Linked DNA regions of Homo sapiens: region 2 is linked to region 1. A link is a loop called in an ENCODE intact Hi-C map of the cell type or tissue named here. Cell type or tissue: heart left ventricle. All regions are shown on one strand. Each heading gives the region's core, and the rest is flanking DNA. Links, peaks and the distances in the headings are about the cores only.

Region 1 (8,854 bases), core at 3,595-6,094:
GCCTGCTTAGGTTAGGATGCACGTGTGCCTCCCTCACTAAGGTTTCATCAGTCATTCTTTTTTTTTTTTTTTTTTTGGGAGACAGTCTCACTCTGTCACCCAGACTGGAGTGCAATGGCGTGATCTCAGCTCACTGCAACCTCCGCCTCCCAGGTTCAAGTGATTCTCCTGCTTCAGCCTCCCAAGTAGCTGGGATTACAGGCACCTGTCATCATGCCTAGCTAATTTTTGTATTTTTAGTAGAGATGGGGTTTCACCACATTGGCCAGGCTGGTCTCGAACCCCTGGCATCAGGTGATCCACCCGCCTTGGCCTCCCAAAGTGCTGGGATTACAGGCATGAGCCACTGCGCCCAGCCAGGAATTCATTCTTTAAAAAGGTCTGAAGTATCTCAAAGTAGATTGTAGCCGCCATACACTGAACAAACAAAAAGGCATTCTTCAGCCGGGCATGGTGGCTCATGCCTGTAATCCCAGCACTTTGGGAGGCCAAGGCAGGTGGATCACCTGAACCCAGGAGTTTGAGATCAGCCTGGCCAATGTGGTGAAACCCCGTCTCTACTAAAAATACAAAAATTAGCTGGGCATGGTGGCGCACGCCTGTAATCCCAGCTACTTGGGAGGCTGAGGCAGGAGAGTCGCTTGAACCTGGAAGGTGGAGGTTGCAGTGAGCTGAGATCATGCCACTGCACTCCAGCCTCGCAACAGAGCGAGACTCCATCTCAAAAAAAAGCATTCTCCATTTTTCATTCATCTCATAATTGAGGTTGGATTGGGAGACTGAGGCATGAACAGGATGTGAAGGAATGGAGATGTGGGTGTAGGTGGTGTTATTGAGTAGTGTGGGAGAGAATGAGGGAGAGTTGAAGAGGGCACCCGGGATTGAGAAATGCCTTGTGGGGTGATGTTGTAGCCTCTGGTCAAGAAGCCAGTGTCCAGGGAGAGGCTGTATATATCAGAAAGGGAGGACAATGTGAGCCCCACGGATGAGCGAGCAGGGGCAGGTCCTTAGGGAGTGCTTCTATGAATTTGGCATCCTGGGTGAATTTGGCAACAGATGGGTAAAAACCCAGAGGCTGACAGAGGAGATGGGATCTCATGTGAAGCTCAGCCCTGGAGAAGTATCTGGAACTCTGAGCTTGGTGGGGGCGCAGAGTGGGGTGGGAACGAGAGAGCATGGAGGCTGGGGACGGGAACGGGGCGTGGGCTCCTATGGCCTCTGTGTCTCCATGGAGTGAGCTGAGTGGTCGTCTGCTGAGATGAGTGTAGTGGGAAAGAGACTGGGACTCCAAGGAGAGAGCTTAAGCTCCAGCTCTTGGGCGTGCCCTGCAGAGTCTGCCTGATGCTGGAAAGGAGGACAAGGAGAGGTGGTGCAGTGCTGAGGGATAGGGCCCCTGATGGGGCAAGCCGAGGCTCCCTGGGAATGTGCAAAGGGGAATTTTATCCAATTTGGAGGCTGAGCAGTAAGTTTTTCTGAAGGATGTGTCACTTAAGGTACAATTTGAAGAAAGAAGAGGGGTGAGCCTGGCAAAGTTTTTACTGGAAGGAGGTCTTGATCCAGACCCCAAGAGAGTGTTCTTGGATCTTGTGCACAAAAGAATTCAGGGTGAGTCCATAAAGTTTATCAAAGGAGTTTATTAAGAAAGTAAAGGAATGAGAGTAGTTACTCCATAGGCAGAGGTGTGGCATGGGCTGCTGGACGGAGTATATTCATGGTTACTTATTGATCATATGCAAAACCGGGGGGGGTTGTTCATGAGTTTTCTGGGAAAGTGATTTCCTGGAACTGAGGGTCCCTCCCCTTTTTAGACTACATAGGGTAACTTCTGGACATCGCATGGCATCTGTAAACTGTCATGATGCTGGTGGGAGTGCCTTTTAGCATACTAATGCATTATAATTAGCAAATAAGTAGCAGTGAGGATGATCAGAGGTGACTTTCATCACCATCTTGGTCTTGGTGGGTTTTGGCTGGCCTCTTTACTGCATCCTGTTTTATTGGCATGGTCTTTGTGACCTGTATCTTGTGATGCCAGTCCTGCCAACCTCCTATCTCATCCTGTGACTGAGAAGGCCTAACCTCCTGAATGCAGCCCCTATTCAAGATGGAGTCACTCTGGTTCAAATGCCTCTGACAAAGTGAGGAAGGCATTCCAGGCAGTCAACAGCAGGCATGATACTCCAGAGTGAGAGAAACTCAAGTGTCCTGGGGTGCAGTCATGATTAACCTTCAACAAGGAGAGGTTTGGCCCTTATCCCCAGCTCCCAGGAGGCAACCTCTAAGCCCTTGGAATTGCCTCCCTGATAAGAGTGCGTTTATTTACCTGGGGGCCTTGGGCCCCACCAGATAGTCTCTGCTAACAATGTGACCTATGGGGGGCCCTTGGACCAAGTGGTATCAGCTTGACCTCTGCAGGGGCTGGAAACCAGGATCAGCCAACTGGGCGGCCAGCCATGTCTGGGTGACCAGCCCCTAGTAGAAACCTTGGACACCAATGCTCAGGTGAGCGGCCCTAGCTGGCAGCACTTTGTGTGTTTCGGCACGCATCGTTGCTGGGAGGAGTAAGCACTGGCCGTGCAACTCCACCAGGGGAGGATGATGGAGGGGGTGCCTGGTCTCTCCTGGCCTCTGTGCACGTGGCTCTTCCCTTGCTGATTGGAGTTTATGCCTTTCACTGTGATAAACCATAACCATGAGTGTTATGGCTTCTCTAAGTTCTGAGTTGTTCTCGTGAATTAATGAACCTGATCTTCCAGTGGAATGGGGTGGGCGGGAACCAGATTGGCTCATGATGGCCTGTGATGTCCTAGAGTAGCCAGGTCAGAGGTGGGCCTTCTCATTCAGGGAAGGTGATGAGCCCAGTCTGGCTGGTGCAATCCGGGGTCATTGTCAGGAGTCATTCATGCCAACACATGGTTTAGTCTCCGTTCTGTGTGCGTTTTTGGGTGAAATGCACACAGAAAGCACTGTTCTCTGTCTCTAGGTGGCTTCCTGTTGAGGGGACCAGGGAGGATGCAGTGAGAGAGATGGCCTGTGAGCTAGTCTCTGAGGTCCCCTTTAGGAATTGGTAAATAACACAGCCCCGAAAGGAGAGGGACTTGGAGAAACCCAATGCTGGCTGGGGTGGCAGACTTGCCCCTGAAGCCTTTGGGTTGGACCCAGCTTTGTGGGCTCATCACCTTCCCTGAATGAGAAGTCCCACCTGTGACCTGGCTATTCTAGGACATCACAGGCCATCACGAGCCAATCTGGTTCCCGCCCACCCCATTCCACTGGAAGATCAGGTTCATTAATTCACGAGAACAACTCAGAACTCAGAGAAGCCATAACACTCATGGTTATGGTTTATCACAGTGAAAGGCATTGACTCCAATCAGCAAGGGAAGAGCCACGTGCACAGAGGCCAGGAGAGACCAGGCACCCCCTCCATCATCCTCCCCTGGTGGAGTTGCACGGCCAGTGCTTACTCCTCCCAGCAACGATGCGTGCCGAAACACACAAAGTGCTGCCAGCTAGGGCCGCTCACCTGAGCATTGGTGTCCATCTCCCCAGGCTTAGCTCCCACGTGCCCTCTGCCCTCTAGTCTCGTCTGTTGCTCTGCCCCTAGTGCTGGCCCCAGAGGTCCCCAGCCTTCCTGCTGAAGTGCCTGGGCTCCTGAGGAATGGAGTCCAAGCTTCCTCACATTCAGCCAGCAGCACTGGCCTGGGGCATGGATCACATACCCTTTGGGGAGCGGGTGAGTCCTCCAGGAGTAGGTCCCGCACTGCCCCACTGTCCTCTCACAGCCCCACTCGGATTATGTATTTGGAGATGGGCTCAGGGAGTCTCAGCTCTAGGCTTACTGGTGACCCCAGGCCCTGTGGCATCTGGTCAGGAAGCTTCTGTGCAGTGTAGGCCAATAGCCAGCCTCCCTTTTAAGTGGCATTTTGAAAGCCAGCTGCTCCCATTGGCTCACCTGAAGACATCCCTTCTCCTGCCTCTCCTCAGCAGGGGCCTGCCTCCAGGGTAGCTCGGCCGAGCAGAGCATCATGGAATGGTCTTCCTTATCCTCCTTCTCGACATCATTTGGTGATGTTCTTTTCAGTCTACAGGCAGAATCAATCCTATCTAATAATGGTTGTGGTCTCCTCAGCCCTCAGCCCTCCACTCTCTGTTGGCCAGTCTAGCTTGGGCCTTGGTGGCCAGTGTTGGTCACGTGCTGCTAACAAGGGGCCAGGACACGAAAATGCCGGAAAAGGTAATTTTGCGAGTCACATCGTGGGTCAGGCCTGGGTGTGAAGTCAGCTTACACAGCTAGAATGGCTCCAAGGCAAGTCTGCGAGCTGAGTAAATGGATTATTGTAGCTACAGCAAACTGTCAGAAAGCACCTCGGGCAGCAGACATTGGCAGGGTCCTGTAAGTGCTGTCCAGGACAGAGAGACTCTTAGCTTGGAAGCATTCAGCCTCACTGGCAAGGCTGGCCAATGAGAGGGACATTTGGCTCATCTTAGCCTGCTGTCATTAACCATCAGGTTCATCTAGACGATCCCCTCCCCGCCCCACCCCGTGTTCCTTTTGTGCTCATAAAGCCTTGGACTATGATGTGGCTTTCTGCACGTATACTTCCAGGAAGAGCGTGTCTTAGCATGCCAGCCCTGTGTACCCCCTATCTGACCTTCCCCCAACAAGCACACTTCTCCCTTGCAGGTGAGAGTGCCACTGCACACCTTGAAACTGTATCCCCCACAAAGCTATAACTGGGCCAGGTGATGCCAAAGTACAAAATCAGGTTTTCAGACACTTAATACCTAGTTAGCAATAACAACTGATTCCAATGGGAAGATACCACATGGTGCTTCGCCTTGTTAATAACACCTGCTAGCAAGCCACATCTTGAATGACAAAGCTGATCTGGGGGCCAAGTTTGGTGCTGTTTGCTCCAGGGGCCCGAACTGCAGGTCAGGACCTGCTCACATGGCCTTTCCCTGTCACCAGCAGCTCACACTGGCTGACAGTGTGGAGTCCAGTGGCCTGGACTCCCTCCAGGCCAGACGCCTCCAGCCCTCACTGTGCAGTCAGGAGGCTTTTCTTCCCCTTTTCTAAGGGCTGCGGTCTCCCAAAGGCGCCCAGCTGGTGTGGGGTACGGCTGTGTGGGGGGAGAATATCAAAGCAAACAGCGGGGTTTAACGCAGACCAAAGCTTACTTGGAAAGGCAATGTGGAAAACAGTGGGGAACCCCAAGGCTGCCGCTCCAACAAGGGGCTACTCTGACGTTTGAAAACCACTAGACAAAGATGTGAGGTCAACTGTCTGACCAGGAGATTGGGAAGGAAACAAAGCCGCTTACCCAAGTTGGAGCATAACATAAAGGATGCTGAGGTTAGATGGCAATGTAGGAACCCACATCTGGCAAGAATAGATGTGTATGTTATAAACACAGACTATAAAAACTGTCAGCCTTTGAGGGAGTCACTGTCTTTGTAATGTAGAAATAACCAGTCTGTACAGACTTGGAAGTGGTAAAGCTAAAGCTTAGGAAAATATTTTTAAAATATTAACAATTTCCCTAGCAGAACAGCCTGCTGTATTGAGCATAATGTAGCAACATTAACTTCAGGTCAAATCCTTTGGAAATGTTTTCAATGTGACCTAAAAGTATATTTAGAGATGTACTTCTGCTCCTATAATGTTTCAATATTTTAAAAGTGTTTTTCATGGAAGAATGAAATATTAAGACACTGTTGTGTACTTTTCCCGTTACGGTATAAGCAGCAGCAGTACTGTGGACAAAACACCCGGCTCTGGTCTGGGTCTGAATCATCCTGGCTCTGCCCTTACTAGCTGGGTTATCCTGGAGGGTATAGTAACACCTCTGGTTAGCCTAACAATCAGTTCATCTATAAACTGCAAGGCTGTTTTAAATAAGACTGTGTGTAAAATGTTTAAACCTAGCACACAGAAAGGCATTCTATCTGCTACCCTGGTGCCTAATTAGCAACTTATTAATGTAGAAATACTCATCCAATCATTTTTAGTATCTAAAATGCTATTTATCAACTAAACTCAAGCATGAAAAAAAGTGGGAATTACTTCAGATTTAGAGGCAGAATCAGCTTTACTAATTTTGTAACAGAATAAGCACTCTGTAATGACACTGTACTTTTAAACTGAAGACTCCTTACGAAAAGTTAAAAATGTGTTCTTAAATGTATTGAAGCTGAGCATATTTACATTACACAATTGTGCATATCTGTATTTTAAAATTATACAGTCATTGTTCACTGTGTAAAATCTGCAAGACACAGGTAAACAAGCAAAGAAAAATTATCCCACCAGAGATAAATGCTGTTAATCTTTTAGTAAATCACCTTTAGAGCTGTTTTGCGGGATAGATACATAACACAAACTGGTGGCATTAAATCTGCATGCTTTTTGAAAAGTGATTCTGGAGTGAACAAAAATTGCAACTTTAGAAGATATACACTGCCGGCCGGGCATGGTGACTCACGCCTGTAATCCCAGCACTTTGGGAGGCCGAGGCAGGCAGATCACTTGAGGTCAGGAGTTTGAGACCAGCCTGGCCAACATGGTGAAACCCTGTTTATTTTAGTAGATACTACTAAAACTACAAAAATTAGCTGGGCGTGGTGGTGTGTGCCTGTAATGCCAGCTATGCGGGGGGCTGAGGCACGAGAATCGCTTGAACCTGGGAGGCGGAGGTTGCGGCGAACCAAGACGTGCCACTGCACTACAGCCTGGGAGACAGAGTGAGACTCAAAAGACAACAACAAAAAAACAAATAAAAAAAAACACTCTATACTGCCTACAGGTATAGCTTTAAGAATGCCAGATTTAAAGCACAAGGTTGATGGGTTGATGCTTTTCAAAATGCTGGCACTTTAGAGGAATGGTCTTATTTAGTACTGCCAGCTCTGGAAAGTATTATAAGCTCTTTGATGTTACAGCATCATCCCCATTTTACAGATAAGGAAACAGAAGCACAGGCAAGTTAACGCTCTTTGAGCCACGCTATTAGTAAGGGCTGAAACCTGAGGTGTCTCAGACTCCTTCTTCATAAAGCCAAACTTTGATGCTTAAGTATTTTTAATGCTACCAAATTAGAAAAAAAGAGAATATGCACATTTACACATTTTCATATTCTGATTGTACTCTTCTTTACTAATATTTTATTTTTGAGACAGCGTCTTGCCCTGTCGTCCAGGCTGGAGTGCAGTGGCACAATCTCTACTCACCGTAACCTCTGCCTTCTGGGCTCAAGCGATCGTCCCACTTCAGCCTCCTGAGTAGCTGGGACTACAGGTGTGTGCAACTATGCCCAGTTAATTTTTGTTTTTGCTTTTTTTTTTTTTTTTTTTTTGGTAGAGATGGGGTTTCACCATGTTGCCAAGGCTAGTCTCAAACTCCTGGGTTCAAATGATCTGCTTACCGCAGTCTCCCGAAGTGCTGGGATTACAGGTGTGAGCCACCATGCCCAGGGTTTCAGTGTCAAACTCTGAATTTGAATGACAATGTCAAACTGAGAAACAGGATGAAATGCACAAAAGTAATGTGTAAATTGAGTAGCTGACATCAGTTGACAGATAAAAGTAATGACAGTATATAAGCGTCAGGTGAATGTTCAAGGAATAGGAAACAACATTGTCAGGACGTCTGTTTGGAAAAAAACCCTTAAAAGTAAAATTACATACATCAGATTTTATCTAGATATTAAACTGATGCTGCTGAGGCAGGAGGATCACTTGAAGACAGGTGTTTGAGACCAGCATGGGCAACAAAATGAGATCCCACTTCTAATAAAATTAAAAACAAACAAAAAAAAGCTTATGCCAGTATACATGTCAGTGATCTAAGCTCTGGCTACATAATTGAATTTCTTCAATTTGACAAGTCAAAAAATTGCGACTGCTGCACAGGACACCTCACTGTTACTTCATGTGCAAGTCAGAGATTTGAAAAGAGGCATTAGAGATGGGGGAAGAAGGCAATGTCTAAATGGACCTTTTCTGTGCCAGGATTCTTCTTTAAAGGCTTTCTTTTCTGAAACGTTTTGACTTGTTCATCACTGAATGAGGAACAATAGTGTTTTAAATTCAAATTGTCCCATGAGTTGAGATTTCTTTTATTAGGAAATATACAATTTATAATTGTGACTTTAATTTTTAAAAATTACCTTCCAGAAAATATCCCCTCTCAGCATCAAGTATTGGCTTTGAATTTGGGTGAGCCTTTACTTGCTCAAACCTCCACTATCCTAATTTCTTTATTACATTCTAATTGGTATTGACAGATTTGATAGATTATCATCTTTTCTAAATTCCACTTGTGTAAATCCTACTTTAATATTACAAAGCAATTGGCACGAGATTCAAGTAAAATAAAAGCATGGTTGATAAAAAAGAAGACCAAAACTGTTATCATTCTTCTTAAGCCCGTTTTAAAATTACATGTTTAGATTTTTTAAAAAATTCATGCGATTCTCCTGTTTCAGCCTCCACGGATGCTGCAGTGAGCTGAGACTATGTCGCTGCACTCCAGCCTGGGCGACAGAGCCAGGACTCTGTCTTAAAAAAAAAAAAATCAAATATACAGAAGAGTATAAAGGGGAAGTACGATTCTCCTGCCTCAGCCTCCCTAGTAGCTGGGATTACAGGTGTGTGCCACCATGCCCAGCTAATTTTTTTGTATTTTTAATAGAGACAGGGTTTTGCCATCTTGGTCAAGCTGGTCTTGAACTCCTGGGCTCAAGTGATCCGCCTTCATTGGCCTCCCAAAGTGCTGAGATTATAGGCGTGAGCCACCACACCCATCCTAAAACTAAAATTTTATGTTCAGTTCCTCACACTAGCTATTATT
Region 2 (5,262 bases), core at 2,763-5,262, 140 kb after region 1:
ATTAAAAATCTTCTGTATTGGGAGTCTGAGGTGGGTGGGGGGATTGCTTGAGCCCAGGAGTATGAGAACAGCCTGGGCAACATAGTGGGACCCCATCTCTATTAAAAAAAAATCTTCTGGAAATAAGGCAAGTGGAGGCATTATATGAAAAGTGTTCCCCTAAGACACTCTGACTGGCTGGGTTGAAGGATGAGGGTAGAAGGTGGCAGAGATCAGACTACCACTCTCCTGCGAAACTTCCCTGTCCTCACACCACTGCTTTTTTCTGACTGGACTTGCTGACAGGTGGTTAGTTCAGCATAATAAGTTCTAGCTCAGTTAACTACACTCGGGCTCAGTTAACTACACTCAGGGTTGGTCTTATTTCTGTCGGGGGGCGGGGAGTGAGACAGAAGATAGCCTAAGATTTTCCAGGTTCTCCCCTATATTGTCTGATGCCAGAAATTCCACAGCATTTCACCTCTTGGTCACATTGAAAGTAAACATTCTCCCAAGAGGGATTAGTTGGAGCGGCTTTGGAGTTTTCATTACAGGGGAGTGAGGGTGGGAACATAAGGAGCCTGGGCAAATGTGGAGGATAAGAGGAAAACGAGCCAGAGAGGGGCTTTCTTTACTGTGAAATGTTTGTGATGACATTGACGACACATTCCTAGACTGGACAGAGCAGTCGGCCCATGACATTCAACTTCAAACCAAAGTGATTTTAATCAGTTAACTCAAGGAAGTGGGTCCGATTACAGCACTGTCACACTTTGTATGTTTATAGCACCATAAGTTCTCCTCTCTTCCCTGTCTTTACCCCAAGATAGGCAAGAGGATGTATCCTTTCAATGCAGTACATGGAAAATCAGAGTCAAGAAACCTGGACTCTGTCACTAACAAGCTGTGTGACCTTGGAAATGTCACCTAACCTGTCTGTGTTTCAGGTGCATTTTTCAGTTGTAAAATCAGGGGAGGTACTAAACTCTCACACAGGTTTTATTTATTTATGTATTTAATTATTTTTTTGAGACAGAGTCTTGCTGTGTTGGCCAGGCTGGAGTGCAATGGTGCGATCTCGGCTCACTATAACCTCCATCTCCCGGGCTCAAGCAATTCTCCTACCTCAGCCTCCCAAGTGGCTGGGATTACAGGTGTGTGCCACCACACCCGGCTAATTTTTGTATTTTTAGTAGAGATGGGGTTTCACCATGTTGGCCAGGCTGGTCTCGAACTCCTGACCTCAGGTGATCTGCCTGCCTCGGCCTCCCAAAATGCTGGGATTACAGGAGTGAGCCACTATGCCCGGCCTCGCACAGGTTTTATTTAACCTTGAGCTTTTTTTTTTTTTTTAAGCCCTCTCATAAAGATTGGAAACTGCCATACATTTTAAACAGCAGGGGAGAGGAGAGTCAGTGGAAAGACTCTTCCACCTAAAATAAATTCAAAACAAATCCAGAGGGAGCTGCTGCCAGCTCAGTATTCACCACGTCTGTGTGACAAATTGTGCACCCAACACACTGTTGGGCACATGGAGGTGCTCACTATTAATATTGAAAAGTTAGCTTTTACTTGTTTATTAGGTAAGATACATAAATTCAAGGTATCCAGAAAGATATACAAAGACTATCACTGTCTCCAAATGGCATGCCTTCTTTCCACCCCCCACACTTAGGCCTCCTTCCAGGAGCAACCAAGCTACTGCTTTCTCGTGTATTTCTAGTCAATATATGTATAAACAAGCATATAAGATTCTTTTCTCCTCCTCCTCCTCCTTCTTCTTTGCCCATAGAAGTGATCACATTGGCCTGGTGCAGTGGCTCACGCCTGTAATCCCAGCACTTTGGGAGGCCGAGGCGGGCGGATCACGATGTCAGGAGATCGAGACCATCCTGGCTAACACAGTGAAACCCTGTCTCTACTAAAAATACAAACAATTAGCCGGGCATTGTGGCGGGCGCCTGTAGTTCGAGCTCGGGAGGCTGAGGCAGGAGAATGGTGTGAACCTGGGAGGCGGAGCTTGCAGTGAGCCGAGATAGTGCCACTGCACTCCAGCCTGGGTGACAGAGCGAGACTCCGCCTCAAAAAAAAAAAAAAGAAAGTGATCACATTCCCTGCACTCTTATACATTGTTTATTTCATTTAATGTATCCCGGAGATTATTCCATATCAGTGCATTTTTTTTATTCCATTATCAGAGTCTCATTTTTTTTTTTTTGTTTTGAGACAGGGCCTTGCTCTGTTGTCCATACTGGAGTGCAGTGGTGCAGTCACGGCTCACTGCAGCTTCAACCTCCCAGGCTCAAGCCATCCTCCTGCCTCAGCCTCCTGAGTAACTGGGACTACAGGCATGCGACACACCCGGCTAATTTTTGTATTTTTTGTAGAGATGGGGTTTCAGCATGTTGCCCAGGTGGATCTTGAACTCCTGGGCTCAAGCGATCCACCCACCTCGGCCTCCCAAAGTGCTGGGATTACACACGGGAGCCACCGTGCCGGGCCTGTCTCGTTCTTTTTAAATGTATATTGTTGTTAACAAGAAAAAAAGATTCCATTCTTTAGATATACAATAACCACATTCCTATTGATGGACATTTAGCTTTTGCTATCACAGGCAACGCCGCAGTGAATTTAGTAGGGGCTCATTAAATTTTTGCCTCCTTGCTCCTATTTTTAAAATTAACTTTATAAAGGCATATTTTGTATATCATATAATTCACCATTTCTAATTGCTAAATGCAATGATTTTTTTTAAAAAGCAAATGTACTAGGTTGGGCAATCATCACCATAGATTGGTTTTAGAAGATTGCCATCACCTCCAGAAGATCCTTCAGGCACATTTATTATTAGCATTCTCCCCACTGCCCTCACCTCCAACCACCACTGATCTACTTTCTGTCTTTATAATTTCTATTGGACACTTCATATAAATGGAATTATATTGTATAATTATATTGTATAATTCCATTTATTGTATGGTCTCTTGCGTATGGCTTCTTTCACTGAGCATACTGAGAATGTTTTTGAGGTTCATCTATGTCATACCATGTATCCATAGTTTTGTTTTGTTTGTTTTTTTGTTTTGAGAAGGAGCTTCGCTCTGTCGTCCAAGCTGGAGTGCAATGGCGTGATCTCGGCTCTCTGCCACCTCCACCTCCCGGGTTCAAGAAATTATCTTACCTCGGCCTCCCAAGTAGCTGAGATTTCATGCACCCGACACCATGCCCGGCTAATTTTTGTAGTTTTTAGTAGAGACAGGTTTCACCATGTTGGCCTGGCTGGTCTCAAACTCCTGACCTCAGGCGATCTGCCCACCTCAGCCTCCCAAAGTGCTGGGATAACAGGCGTGAGCCACCGCGCCCCACCGTATCCATAGTTTGTTCTTTGTTATTGCTCAGTGGTATTCAATTGTATTGCTATGCCACATTTTGTCTACCCATTCACTAGTTGGACCGTTAGGTTATTTCCAATAGACATTTAGGTTGTTTCCAATTTTTGGCTATTATGAATAACCCTGCTAAGAACAGTTGTGTGCGAGTCTTTGTGTGAATATACATTTTCATTTCTCTTGGGAAGATAACTTGGAGTGGAATTGCTGGGTCATTTGGTAAATTTATGTTTAACTTTGAAACACATTTCCCGTTTAGAAAAAAACAAAAAGTGCAGCTTGCTGCCAGTACTCAATTTTACATAAACACACTCTTTGAGGCTGAAACAAATTTGGCTGATTTTCAATGTGAAAATAAAATATAAAAACTGTTTTTGGAGTTATTCCTAAACACAATTTATCTCTAATTCTAATGTAACAGAAACGTATGTAATATTACATTAGGATTGGAGACAACAGTATTCTCGGGGCAAACGGGAAATGGATTAAGAAACTGCTAAAGTGTTTTCCAAACTGTCTGTACCACTTTTACATTCTCACCAGCAATGAATGAGGGTTCTTGTTCTTTTCCACATCCTCACGAATATTCCACTCCAGCAAATCTGGACTCATGTTTCAGCTCTGCCACTTGCAGGCTGTGAGAAGTTATGCTTCTTACACCAACCTTTAGAAGTGACTGAAGCTTCCAAGTCATTAGCTGGGAAATAGCAAAGAACACCCACCAGACAAGTTCACTGTGAAGATGAAATACGATCTTGTCTGTGAAGTGCCCAGCCTTGGGGCTGACACACAGTAGGCACCCGAAATGTGTTAAGTGTCTCTCCCGACATGGTCTTCTTCCTCCCCATGCAATTTACAGAAACCATCTTTGGATAAGGTTCCCTAACTAACACGGGACTGGGTATTAGGTGACAGAGGGTGCGGTGTCCAAATCTACAGTAACTGAGATGGCAAATTCAGGAAGACAATTGCCATTGGATTAGGCTGGGTAATCAGAACTAATCCCTCCTGTCCCCGCTGAGTAGGCGCCCTGACTGCTGGCTTTCCTGCCAGCTCCACAAGAGCCGGTTACCTGTGGTCTGCTTGTGAGCTGTGACCTCTTCCCTGATCCTTTCAGCTGACAGCAAGCTTTTTGGTGACAGCAGCCATGCGACTTGCTGACTATTGAGGGTAGGGGAAGGGGGATGCAGATTGCAGGGGTGCAGGGGGAAAGGGGGATGCAGATTAGTCAAAATAAAACGTGACATCACTTGAGTGTTTTAAATATTCAAATAACGCTCCTATAGCCTTTGTTCTACAACAATTTGAGAGAAATACATTATTTTTTCATCTTGCCAATGTTAAACCCAAAGCCACTGGCAGCGGCTAACACTTACATAGTGCTTACTTTATATACTATTCAGAAGAGCATTACATAGACTGACTCAAATTCCATAATGGTCAAATGAATAGATACTGCTATTATCTTAGTTTTATAGAAGAAGTGACTGAGGCAGAGAGATGATCAGCTACTGAGTGGCACAGCTGAGGTTTGAGCCTAGGGAGCAGGTACAGGAATCCACGCCCCACATCATCACATCACTCTGCTACCTGTTAAAGGTCCTGCCCATTTTAGAGTAGCTATTAAAATGTGATATGTAGGCCAGGCGGGGTGGCTCATGCCTGTAATCTCAGCACTTTGGGAGGCCGGGGCCGGTGGATCATCTGAGGTCAGGAGTTCGAGACCAGCCTGGCCAATATGGTGAAACCCCGTCTCTACTAAAAATACAAAAAATTAGCCAGGCATGGTGGCTTGTGCCTGTGATCCCAGCTACTCAGGAGGCTGAGGCAGGAGAGTCACTTGAACCTGGGAGGTGGAGGTTGCCGTGACCCGAGATCGTGCCATTGCACTCCA

Evidence for each region. Hi-C counts contacts between places; a loop is a spot of excess contacts. Peaks named below come from ENCODE experiments on the same cell type or tissue, not always from the same donor. Only the 100,000 strongest peaks of a DNase experiment are listed, where the experiment ranks them.
Region 2: a loop joins it to region 1, with 2.6 times the contacts of the local background. A loop is called at or near these places in 8 of 110 quality-filtered maps.

What each region holds. Positions count from the first base shown.
Region 1 is chr18:58,751,121-58,759,974 of GRCh38, reverse strand. It overlaps MALT1 (MALT1 paracaspase), which reads right to left. Exons shown (of 17, transcript NM_006785.4): 17 at 5,498-8,854. All of the region lies in intron 1 of LOC105372146 (a long non-coding RNA gene), which reads left to right. Among named protein-coding and RNA genes, the nearest start is that of LINC01926, 58 kb to the left of the region's middle. In heart left ventricle, for the core only: no CTCF peak of the experiment used is centred there; DNase peaks (open chromatin) are centred at 3,636 and 5,034; H3K27ac peaks cover 238 bases.
Region 2 is chr18:58,618,093-58,623,354 of GRCh38, reverse strand. The region is part of intron 1 of ALPK2 (alpha kinase 2); the gene reads left to right. Among named protein-coding and RNA genes, the nearest start is that of ALPK2, 8.4 kb to the left of the region's middle. In heart left ventricle, for the core only: a CTCF peak has its summit at 3,992; a DNase peak (open chromatin) is centred at 4,424.